Linked DNA regions of Homo sapiens: region 1 is linked to region 2. The links are chromatin contacts, found by Hi-C in ENCODE. All regions are on one chromosome and are shown on one strand. The core of a region is the stretch at or near the end of the contact, and the rest is flanking DNA. Distances in the headings are between cores, read along the strand shown. Region 1 overlaps MSRB3-AS1 (MSRB3 antisense RNA 1). Region 2 has its middle 4.5 kb from the start of LINC02425.

The links. Hi-C counts contacts between places; a loop is a spot of excess contacts on that map. Pooled maps may share reads with other maps.
Region 1: a map of chondrocyte shows a loop between it and region 2 (8-fold over the local background). The contact joins two enhancer-like sites. A Hi-C loop is called at or near these places in 2 of 168 maps with a recorded cell type or tissue (ascending aorta and chondrocyte) and 2 of 50 pooled maps.

Annotation. Positions count from the first base shown.
Region 1 is chr12:65,534,191-65,539,858 of GRCh38, forward strand. The region is part of intron 2 of MSRB3-AS1 (MSRB3 antisense RNA 1); the gene reads right to left. Among named protein-coding and RNA genes, the nearest start is that of LINC02454, 66 kb to the right of the region's middle. RefSeq lists an enhancer at 2,091-3,290. Within about 2 kb of position 2,906, at least 9 of the 41 ENCODE cell types and tissues checked have a DNase peak (open chromatin) inside an H3K27ac peak, as active enhancers do.
Region 2 is chr12:66,032,415-66,038,641 of GRCh38, forward strand. It overlaps the pseudogene RPL21P18. Among named protein-coding and RNA genes, the nearest start is that of LINC02425, 4.5 kb to the left of the region's middle. Within about 2 kb of position 4,182, at least 9 of the 41 ENCODE cell types and tissues checked have a DNase peak (open chromatin) inside an H3K27ac peak, as active enhancers do.

The DNA.
Region 1 (5,668 bases), core at 1,656-4,155, 500 kb before region 2:
CGCCATCCTCAAGGCTGCAAAGATTGAGCTAAAACAAATCTTCCAGTCACATACAATTCTAGCAGAATCACGGAGACATGGCCTGTGGCATTGAGAAGATTAAATTACCAAGCCCGCTGTGCCCCCTCCCCCAAGTAACTGGAATATACTTGTTAGAGCTGCATCAGAAAGAACAGAATAGCCTTTAGTCTTCCACAGCCCCTAAGCATTTTGGTAATAAATAATAAAAGGTATTTATTACATGTTACAGTGACATTGTGGAATTCAAATGCAGTTAACCATAACATTTTCTTCCTCAAATGTTAAAAAGAAAGAAAAAAGTATTAGGAGTGGGGAGGCAGGACAGCGGGAGCAGTGGCTTTAAAACCTGAGGAATGTGGTAAAGAGAGCCTTGTGTGTTTTTTATAGTCGTAGAATGGGGGTAGAAAGTGGGGAGAAAACATGGGCAGGAAGTCAGGGGATTAGGGCTGCAGGCCTGTCGGTGCCACTGTCTGGCTTTGCTACCTTGGTCAGAAGGACTACCCTTGCTCCATCGCAGCTTCGAAGTTATCATCAGATAAAAGGGTTGAGAGCCTTCCTGTTTTATCAGCTGTTTATTCAGTTCTCTCAAAAGACCTCTGCGTCAGGCTTCCCTGAAGTTCAGTGGTACACTCTTCTGAACCATGCTTCCTTTCAACCAAAAGGGGCCAGGCACAGTCTAGGTAATGGACAAGGGACGAAGAAACAGGCCCTGTGTTTCCCTTGCCTCAATTTACCGTGCTGTGGACTGGACAGAAAAGTCTTCCCTGGACTGACTCCCCACAGAGCTACAGGAAGCATCTGGCGGTAGAGGGTAGTGGCTAAAAGCATAAGCTCAGAGTCAAGTTTCGGCTTGGGTTCTAGCCCCGGTCACCTGTAACCATATCTTCTATTACACTGGGACCTTGAGCAAGTTGTTTAACTCTCTGAGCTACAGAGTCCTTATCTGGAAAATGGTGTATTGTATCTAAAAATGAATGACAGGACCTAGCATAGTCCTTGACACATACACTCTCAATTAATGGTAGCCAAAGAAATGAGCAATAATAAAAATGTTTCCTAGGCCTTAGTTTTATGCTAGTAACTACGGGTAAATGATGGCTGGGAGTAGGGAAGAAGAGTGCCTTATTTATATGTAGGAGCCTCTGGCAAGCGCACATGAGCTGTTCTGGGTGCTGGCTGGGGAGGTACCACAGCACATCTTAGGAGCCATGCCTGCATTTAAGGAAGGACTGCAAAGGCAAGAAGCAGGAATGAGAGACCTCTTGGAAAAAGATGTGGATTTTACATTCATTCATTCATTCATTCATTCATTCATTCATTCATCTAGCACTGAGGAGCTATTGCAGTTGTGGCTTTTGGTTACTTGTTCATGTGTCAGACCTTTGCTAGCAGGATTACAGAGATGAATGGCACCATCCTTGCCCTCAGAGAACTGACAGTCTAAAGTTCTAAAAGCAAACTGGCAGTGACAATAGAAGATGCTAAGTCTGAGGAAGGTAAGCACAGGGAACACGGGAGGTGGGGTGACTGTTCTGATTTGTCCAGGACTATCTTGATTTTAACACTAAAAGCCCACATTCCAGGAAGTCTTTCTGTCCCAAGCAAACAGACAGTTGGTCACCCTAGTGGGAAGAGTCAGAGGAGTGGCAGCACCTGAACTAATCTTGCCAAGTCAGAGAGGGCTTCTTGGCAGAAGGGATGGCCTACAAGGAAAGTAGGAATTAGCCAGGCAAGGATGTTGATGAATTGGAGGTGGAGTGGGTCTTAAGTAGAAAGAACCGCACATGCAAAAACCTAGAAGCAGGCAAGACCATGAGGAAGTGGGGAACCCTGGGGAGAGAAGGTGGAAGGCCTTTCTTTGCAGTGGACAGCCATTGCCCTCCAAATATGTTCCTCTTCTCCTTGATCTCTCCTCTGACTCATGTTGATTGAGAATGTAGATCGGCAAAACTGTGGGAGATGCTGTCTAGGCAACTCTCACATTAGAAGGGAGAAAAGAAGATGAATTTTTCCCAAGGTCCCTTTCAAGTCTTTGATTCTAAACCAAGAATACACCCCATCAGGCCATCCACAAGGGAGGTGTTCACTCTGTGTATAAGATAAATAGCCTACACCTTCCCTATGTATGTCAGCTGCCTTGAAGAGTGACACAAGTCATCACACAGTTGATTTGGCAGCAATGATATGTCCATCATAAATGCACCAGCATGGATGTGTTTGCTGGGCCACCACCAGCTGGCTGAGCCACCGTGGAGATGAAAGTTTAATTATTTTGTTTTTCTAAGTAAAAAAAAACCCTTTCCTGGTGAGGCATCACACCCTTTCCATTGCTCATGAAGACCTAGAGAACTAGCTGGAGTTCGTTTTTTCCCCATTATTCCCTAAATGTTGCTGTAAAGAATGCTCTCTGACGTGACTTGTTTCTGTATTTTACAGAGCCTATTCTGTTAATATGAACAGTATTAAGTCAAGAGGGTACCTGTTTTGCTTTTCAGCACTTCTTTCCCAATGTGAATCACTTTGGGAAAGGTGATTTCTAGATTGTTAATCCTTTAGGTATGTGTTTCATCCTCTAATATCAGGCTGGCATAGACACACTGGGAAAAAAATGAAAATAAAAACTTAATGTCTTTTCTATAGCCTGTCCCAGAGAAGAAAAGAACGCAGGGAGGAAGGAGTCTTGACATCACTTAATAAAGCTTTATGAGTAACTCCTTTACTACCCTAGATAACATTGCTAATGCATATTGCTCAATGAAAGAAAATGTCCCAGGCTATGCTTTACAACAGGCAGAAAACTTTGAGCTGTCTTGCCAATGCTTTATACTAAGTGCCAAATCCTTATTTCTTTCTTAGGCATTTATTGTAATAACATGAATCATGATGCATCACTCTGGTATTCGTGTGGCTGCTCAGTGTTAAGTCCCCAGGACCTCCATGGAGTTGACTTTATTTGGTTTTCCACTTCCGCTTCTGAGTGAGAGCCACATGAACTCAGACGTGAAGGCTCACAGGAGCTCAAGTGGGCGGACCTTTCTGTTGCTGTTTTGGTCTGCCTGTACTCAGCGGTTGTGGTATGTGCAGACCTGAACACTTGAGGGGACATTCAGCTGGAACTACCCCCATTTCCTGTAGTTTCCACTAAAACAAGAGACTTAGGATGATGTTCAGGATTGCTCAGACAGTTGCAAACCTCTGGGGCACTTGGAAGAAATGTGGCTATTAATAGAATTTTTGAGCATTGACGTATATGTTTTCTAACTTCCCATATATAATCCTGAGAGTGGGGCTGGATGTTAAACCCTGGAAGTAGGGAGTTTCCAGAAAACCATTCAGGATATCAGTGTCAGGTTTCTGACTTGATGAAGAGTTTGGATGAGTGGCTTCTAGATACAAAGGTTAATAGTGTCTGTTTCAAAGCCTAAATGGAATGCTGTGCTCATCTCCAACTTTGTGAATGTTCAACTGGCACGGTCAATTTATTCACTTTGAAAGTCTTAACCGTGCTGGTGAACCAGCAGGAGTGCTGTTAGGAATATTTAACATAAGCAAAAAGGAAAGGTAATGAACATTGAGAGCAATTGAAAGGACGATCCTGTGAAAAATATGTGACCTTACCTGAGTGTCTCAGCTGAGTATCAGTCCAGCAGAGCACCAATCACTTGCAGTGGCTGTGGCAAAGACACTGATGGCTTATTCATTGATTTGTACAATAAATATTGTGCCCTCACTACATGCCACTTACTCTGCTAGGCATTGGAGATACAATGCTGGACAAAACCAGACATGCTCCTGTCCTTCCAAACTTAACAATTTGATCTGAGAGACAGATATTAATCAAGTAGTCACATAAAAATACATAAAATGTCAACCTTGACAAGGAATTGGACAAGGTACTATGAAAGGCCTTGACCTAGTTGGGGATATAATGATTGGGCTGAGACTTAAAAGATGAGAAGTAATTAACTAGGATACCACAGGCAGGAAGAGTGCTTCAGGCAGAGGGAACAGCTCGCACATGTGAAGTTGAGTGATTCACCCAGTCATACAATTAATAACTAGTAGAGTCAGAGATGGGTGAAGAGCTCCAGGGGTCTCAGTTAGGAGTCTTACTAGCCCTATCTAATAGAACTTTTTGCAATAATGGAAATGTTCTATAGCTATGCTGTTGGATACAGGTAGCCATTAGTTACATGTGGCTATTAGCTCTTAAACTGTGTTTAGTGTGATGAGGAACTGAAGTTTTATTTAATTTTAATTAATTTAAGTATAAATAGCCAAATGTGGCTACCATATTGGAAAGCACAGATCTATATGAACCAAGTCCTGAACTAGCCCAAGCTACACAGGGCAGAAGGTTACTAAAGAGGAGAGGAAATAATTTTTTTTTTCTGAGATAACGATAAGCACATTGACCTGGGGGCTTCATTCATTCACTCTCACTCAAAAACATAAATTTATTGGGTACTCACCATGTGCCAGGCACTAGGCTAGCCCTGGAGCTTCTCTGATTGGCAAGACCAATCTCCCACTCTTGAGGTATTCAGAGTCTGGTGAGAGCAGAAACACTCATAGTAGTAATAGCAATACATTGTGATTGAATTGGCAGGACTTTGCTTTTTTAGGGTTGCTTACAATGGGAAGAACTGAGGGGTCATTCTTCTCTAATCTCAACCCTATAGGCAAAGGTCATGGTTTCTAAATTCCAACTGCTCCATACTCCAAGGTCTTCAAATAAAGAGGGAGGGCTTTAGTATAACACACTAAACACTTTAAAAAATCTCCCAAATTCAGTATACCAGTATAAAAAAAGAAGTGGATTTGCATTTTCATGTAGGCCTTGCATGCCTCTTCATTTGTAGGGCATCTATTGCTGAGTTTGGGGAAGTTGGGCCCCACCAATTGAAATTCTTTATAAATAGGTCATGAGACTTTTACTCAAGGATCCAGTAAGTGACATAGAATTTTAGTCAGAGCCAAGCTGTATTTTCGTGGGACTTTCAGGCATTGACTTTTGCTTCTCACACAGGCTAAAAAGGGAGCTAATAACTTTTACATATTTTCTAAAAGCACTTTCTCACAAGCAGTGGCTGTTCAAACACTTCAAACACTTAAACCTTCCTGCTATTACACACAGAATGCCAACAGTTATTACATCATTGTAAAAAACACTTCCTGATACTCAATTATACTCATTATGCCTAAATATTTAATTCCTGCCAATACCCAATTTAAATCGTCACTTCAAAACAATTTGTTTCCGATTATTGGGATCTACTAAATTACCTCCTCAAACCTATCACCTGAAAAAACATTAAGTGCCAGGGAGAATAAAAAGACTTTCCCTGTTACGAACTCAGGACACTTGCCCAGGGAGCTTCTCCTTATGGCGCACTGGTTTCTACAGAGTGTTCTGGCTTACAGCTTGTCCCTGCATCTTGGAGACCCAAGGAGGAAGAACCCAGATGTGTGCCCCACTGACCGAGTTTGTCACAACTATGACTGCTCAGCAAAATTAGTGGGTGTGGGTTGTGGAGTAAAAAATAACAGAAGCAGAGGCTTACTCAAAATACACTTAATGAGAACCATCTAGGGGGATGGAAATCCATATTTTTTAAAAATATCTCAAAGGATTCAGAAATGATTG
Region 2 (6,227 bases), core at 2,932-5,431:
ACATTATGAGGTGGCTGCTGATTCATGAGGATCTGAATTCTAGGTGCACATCAGGAAGGAAGGCTCAGGAAAATTCTGATTTATGCCCAGAAGACAGTAGGTTTTGGAAAACTCTACTTTTAAGATGAAAACAAGATTAAAGGGAAGGATAAGGTAACACTCATACGTTCTTGATATAAAATTACTTCTTTTAAAACCTTTGGTTCTGATGATATGGCTGATAACTTTCCAATAGCAGTAGCCCACTGGGATAAATTAACATTCTGAATTTTGTGAAGCAATCTTTGTTTTCCTGAGGTATTTTCACACAAACACATTCTTAACTGATGGAGAGCAATGGAGAAATAAATATTCATTTTTGAATGGGAAATAAAAGTCAATGGCAAGTTTCTCAGGTAGGAAACTACTATAATCTCCCAGTTTTCACACATAAAAAGCCTCAAGAAAATAGCAGTTAATGTACGTTGAGTCATATGTGAAAACTGATAGACATATCAAAAAAGTTTTAAATGAGTCAAAAGAAGAAAAGGCTTACAGATGGCCAGATGGCTTTGACATTGATGGAGTAGTATAAGAAGAGTGATGATCAGATGTTTTACCGTTTCTATGAGAATCATTCAAAATAAATGTGATTAAACTGTAGAAAAATCAATTTTGGCAATGTATAAGAAGTTGCAGACTCTAGCTGGAACCCATTCATCACCAGATGAGTTTATTAAAGGATACTGTGGAAGAATCCTTTTCTGGGTTTTCTTTTTTTTTTTTAGACACAAAGTCTTGCTCTGTCACCTATGCTAGAGTACAATGGTGCAATCTTAGCTCACGGCAGCTTTGAACTCCAGGGCTCAAGTGATCCTCCTGCCTCAGCCTCCCAAAGCTCTGGGATTACAAGCATAAGCCACCATGCCCAGCCAAGAATCTAGTTTTTTTAAAAAAAGCTCAGGGAACAGCATGTTAATACTAACTCTGTGCTAGGCATTTTCACATAAATATCTTACTGACTCTTTGCAGCAACTCAGCAATAGGCATTAACTCTGTGCAACAAGACGTACAGATAATCTCCAATTGTCATGCATTCAACTTCCATATATCATGTGTGGACAGCTATACACTGCTTACTACATACTAAAACCACGCTTTTATACATCAGTTTTGATGAATAAACTTTTTGAGGGCCCTGGTGGCTGCTGGCTGGCTAATAATTCAGTTTGACAGCCTTGCTTCTAGACAGACAATGCTGTGGATTCACCAAACCATTTAGTTTCTCCCCTGGGCACATGGAAAAACTACATCTCCCAGTCATTTTGCATCTAGATGGCATATTGTGACAATTGATGGCCAATGAAGTGTAAGAAAGTGTCAAGTGTGTACTTCTAGCCCTGGCCCTTAAAAAGACCCATGAGAGGCCGGCATGGTGGCTCACACCTGTAATCCCAGCACTTTGGGAGGCTGAGGTGAGCGGATCCTTTGAGCCCAGGAGTTCAAGACCAGCCTGGGCAATGTGACAAAACCCCATCTTTACAAAAAATACAAAAATTAGCCAGGCATGGTGGCATGCACTTGCAGTCCCAGCTACTGGGGAGGCTGAGGTGGGAGGATTTCTTGAGTACAGGAGATGGAGGCTGCAGTGAGCCCTGATTGTGCCATTGCACTCTAGCTTGGGTGACAGAGTCAGACCCTGTCTCAAAAGGAAGAAGAAGAAGAAGAAGGAGGAGGAGGAGGAGGATACGGGGAGGGGGAGGGAGAGGGAAGAGGAGGAAGGGGATGGGGAGGGGATGTGAGAATCCCTCTCTTTGCTCATTGGCTGCTGAATAAAGCAGACCCAGCACAGGCCTCCCAGGGAGGCTCTGATGGATAACAGAGTCTCTGAGGGAAGATGCCAGGACACCTGAGTCTGGCAACTTAAAGAAGAGCTGCCCAAGCAAGATCAGCCCCAGTGGACTCTCTCTCTCTCATTATCTATCTCTCTCTCTCTCTATCTCTCTATCTATCTATCTATCTATCTATCTATCTATCTATCTATCTATCATCTCTCTATCTCTCTATCTATCTATCTAATCTATAGATTAGAGACAGGGTCTTCCTCTGCTGCCCAGGCTGGAGTACAGTGGCATGGTCATGGTTCACTGCAGCCTCTACCTCCTGGCCTCAAGTGATCCTCCCACCTCAGCCTCAAGTAGCAGGGACTACAGGTGTGTGCCACCATGGCTGGGAAATGTTTTAATTTTTTGTAGAGACAGGGTCTTGCTATGTTGTCCAGGCTGGCCTTGAACTCCTGGACTCAAGTGATCCTCCTGCCTCAGCCTCCCAAAGTCCACTGGACTGGACTTTTTATGAGAAAAAAAATTAAACTAAATCAGTGAAATTTGGAATTTGTTTGTAACAACAGTAATTAACAATAACTACCCTTATGAAATAACTTCTATGAATTCAGTGATCCAAACAAAGATTAATATTGGTGCAATTATTTGAATATTTTACTGTAATTTGTCATAATTTTTCTATTAAAAATTATGAAAATAGAATAATAAAGGTTTAAATACTAGTAACAGGAGTATCATGAACTTAATATAATACAGAAAAGAATAATAATTATTAGACATATTAAAAGTGATGTCTCTAACCTCAGCCAGGCGCTCACTTAAGCATGTTGACTACACATTCGGTTACAAAGAAAAATAAAATTAGAGAATGTGTGGGAGATGCTAGAATTCTAATCATTCAACTATTGTGTCTAAAAAGCAAGACTTATATCAAAACAGGATCCCTTGCCCCTTTTATATTAAATCCATTGTTTCACTATCTTACAATCAACTTGCAGGCATGTTTTCAGGATCAAAAGACAAAAGTGTCCTTTTTCTTATTTTTAAATATAAGAATATTAAAAATCAGAAAAGTTGAACAATTCCCCCAAAGTCTTGTTAATAAATAATAGAATTAAGATGCATTTCAAGATTGGCATCAGCCTAAAGCCTTATTCTTTTCATTATACCTCACTGCCTCTCATCTCTGTAAAAAATTAGGATGTCTGCCTGTCTTTGAAGAACAAAATATGTAAAATGAATGATCTTACAGCGCCCCCTTTGAGCACTTTGATTCTATGATAAAGACATTTCCATCATTTCCTGATGTTGTGAATGCAGGAGGCTCATGAAAAATGTCCCTTTACTACAAAGGTTGGCAAGTGCTCAAAGATATGGCTTTAGTCAGCTATGCCATGCTGTCTTTACTAAACAGCATTATTTCTAGGAAGAATTTCTATTACTTTAAAGTGGAAAATAAAGTTACAACAACATTAAAGAGTATGTTACAGTTCCACGCTCTATTCTGTTGGCAGAAAGCTTGGTCTCTGCACCAGCATTCTGCCCCAACTGGCCATGTCTCAGGAGAAAAGAATTCCTCTCATCTCTCTACAGCAGCCTTTTCTGCTTAACTTAGACCCCCACCAAAGCCGGGTGATGAATACAAAAGGTTTCTAAAGAGAGAAATGGCAAGGAGAGAGCTTGGAGACACCGTACCTCTTGAAAAGAAGAAAAAATAAGTAAATAGTTTATTATCATCATGGGCCTTGGAATGACATCATAAGACCATCCTTTGTCACCTCTGCCATTTCAAAGCCAATGCGTATGAGCTATTTTAACTGAAAAAATTATTTTTCATTGACTATCCAACAACTTTGACTTTATACAGTATTTTGAGAACCCATTTTTATAATAACTCAGTTCCACAGACTTTTGGACTCATTCGAAAGTGCATGTAGTGGTCAGACTTTTGCTTGTGAGTGATATCAGTGTGAAAATAAGCTTTAATAAAGTTGCCAGCATCCATGGACCTCTGTACCCATAACAACTTCCATGGCTTCAGTTCTGCCAAAGGTTTTGCTTGACGGGTATTTCCTATGAAGCTTCTCCTGCTTTCCCACCCATAGCACTGTTCTATGGCCCACACGGGGCCAGAAGCAGCCACTAGGAGAAATTATTGGTCAGGCAACCCTCCAGTGCCGCAAGCCCGGCCCTCCCTCTTCATGTCCCTGAGCTGTGTCCAAAAATAGAAAATGAGACATGATGATGGATTGAGAGTAGGAAGAAGGGAGGGATCTCGGGGTGAGTGTTTAAGTCAACACAATGGAATTCCACCAGCAAAGGCTTGCTGCATAAATCACTCTTGAGAGAAAGTTGGGCACACTGGGAAGTGTGTTGGGGCTTCCAGGCAAGTGGTGGATGGGCACTATCAGGAGGCACACCCAGAAAGAGGTGGTGCAGTGTGGAACAGGACTTCTCAAACTTGAATGTGCCCATGAATAACCTGGAGATCTTGCTGAAATGCAGGTTCTGACTCAGTTGTCTGGGGTGAGGCCTGAGATACTACCTTTCTAGTAAACTTTCAGTTGACAATACTTTGAGGAGCAAGGATGTAGAAAGTAAGAACACAAAGTCCGATTTCAGAACCTATGAGCTGTGAAACCTTGAGCTTCAGTGTTTTTATCTGTGAAATGGAGATTGTTTTAAGTACTCTTGTATCAGATTATTGTGAGCATTAAGTGACATGATGTCATTTACCTGGGACATAATAAAGAATTCAATATGTTGATCGCCATCAATATTTTATTTTTACTCATTTGAGCATTGGGGCAGCTTCCAAAACATTGATCTGTCGATTTGATTTTTTAATGGTGAGACGAGGTGCGCAGAATGAAGTGAAGTCCAGGGTGGAGGGATAGGAGTAGGTGGAGGAAGTGGGAAGAAAAGTAAGCCTGGGAAGGAATAAAAAGAAAGATCCCCCTTTCGGCCGGAACCACCATCTTCCAGTAATTCACCAAAATGACGAATACAAAGGGAAAGAAGACAGGCACCCAATATATGTTCTCTAGGCCTTTTAGAAAACATGGAGTTGTTCCTTTGGCCACATATATGCGAATCTATAAGAAAGGTGATATTGTAGATGTAAGAGAATGGGTACTTTTCAAAAAGGAATGCCCCACAAGTGTCACCATGGCAAAACTGGAAGAGTCTACAGTTACCCAGCATGCTGTTGGCATTGTTGTAAACAAACAAGTTAAGGGCAAGATTCTTGTCAAGAGAATTAACGTGCATATTGAGCACATTAAGCACTCTAAAAGCCGAGATGGCTTCCTGAAACGCGAGAAGGAAAATGATCAGAAAAAGAAAGAAGACAAAGAGAAAGGTACCTGGGTTCGACTGAAGCCCCAGTCTGCTCCACCCAGAGAAGCACACTTTGTGAGAACCAATGGGAAGGAGCCTGAGCTGCTGGAAACTATTCCCTATGAATTCATGGCATAATAGGTGTTTAAAAAAAAAAAAAAAAGACCTGTAAGGACTGTAAGAAAAAAAAAAGAAAGATCCCTACCTATACCTTCATCATTCATGTTCAGACAGAAAATTTCCCAGTGACAGATGCATCGCTGTGAAATTACATTAAGAGAGGTATTCCTAGGGAAGCTGCGGGACATGCTTTGTGGTTTCTTCATCTATTACGAAAATAAAGGCACTGAAGTAAGGCTGTAGCTACCAAAGTACCACATTGCTTTAACACACATGTGACTCTTACAGAACTTTTTTACATTAGGGATAATAGCATAAACTTATCAACTGAATTAAACAAAGTAAACCAAATTATTTTTGATGCAAATACAGAGTACTCCACCAAAATTTTGGTCAAAGTGCTTAACTCTTAAACCTTTCTCCAGTGCTCTGAGATTACGAGGGGCACAAGTGAAGAATACCTAAAATTGTAATTGCACCCTAGTGGCCCAACAGCTGACTATAGTCCATGGAGTTTTGGGTTTTGGTTGATTTAAATTAATTGCTACATTTAAATAAAGGAAGAGTTTGGCTCAATTCCCTCCCAGCAACTAGAAGCTGAAGTTGAGTAATGGATACTCCTTTTAAATGAGACATGCACTCTACAGTTTGCGACTGTTTCCACTATTCCTTATAAGCATACACAGACTTTACTCATTTACCTTATCAATCTAAGCCTGTGTAGAGAGTTGAGTTTGTCACTCCTGACCTAAGAAGAGGTGGTAAAGAAGCATGGGATTTCTTCCTAGAAGGATGAATAAATGCAAAAGAGATGAAAAATGAGGGGAAACCCCATTTTTAAAATATTTACTCACATATTTACCATTTAAGTGCTCTTCATCTCTTTCTGTAGGTCCAAATTCCCATCTAGTATCATTTTCTTTCTGCTAAAAGAACATTTAACAT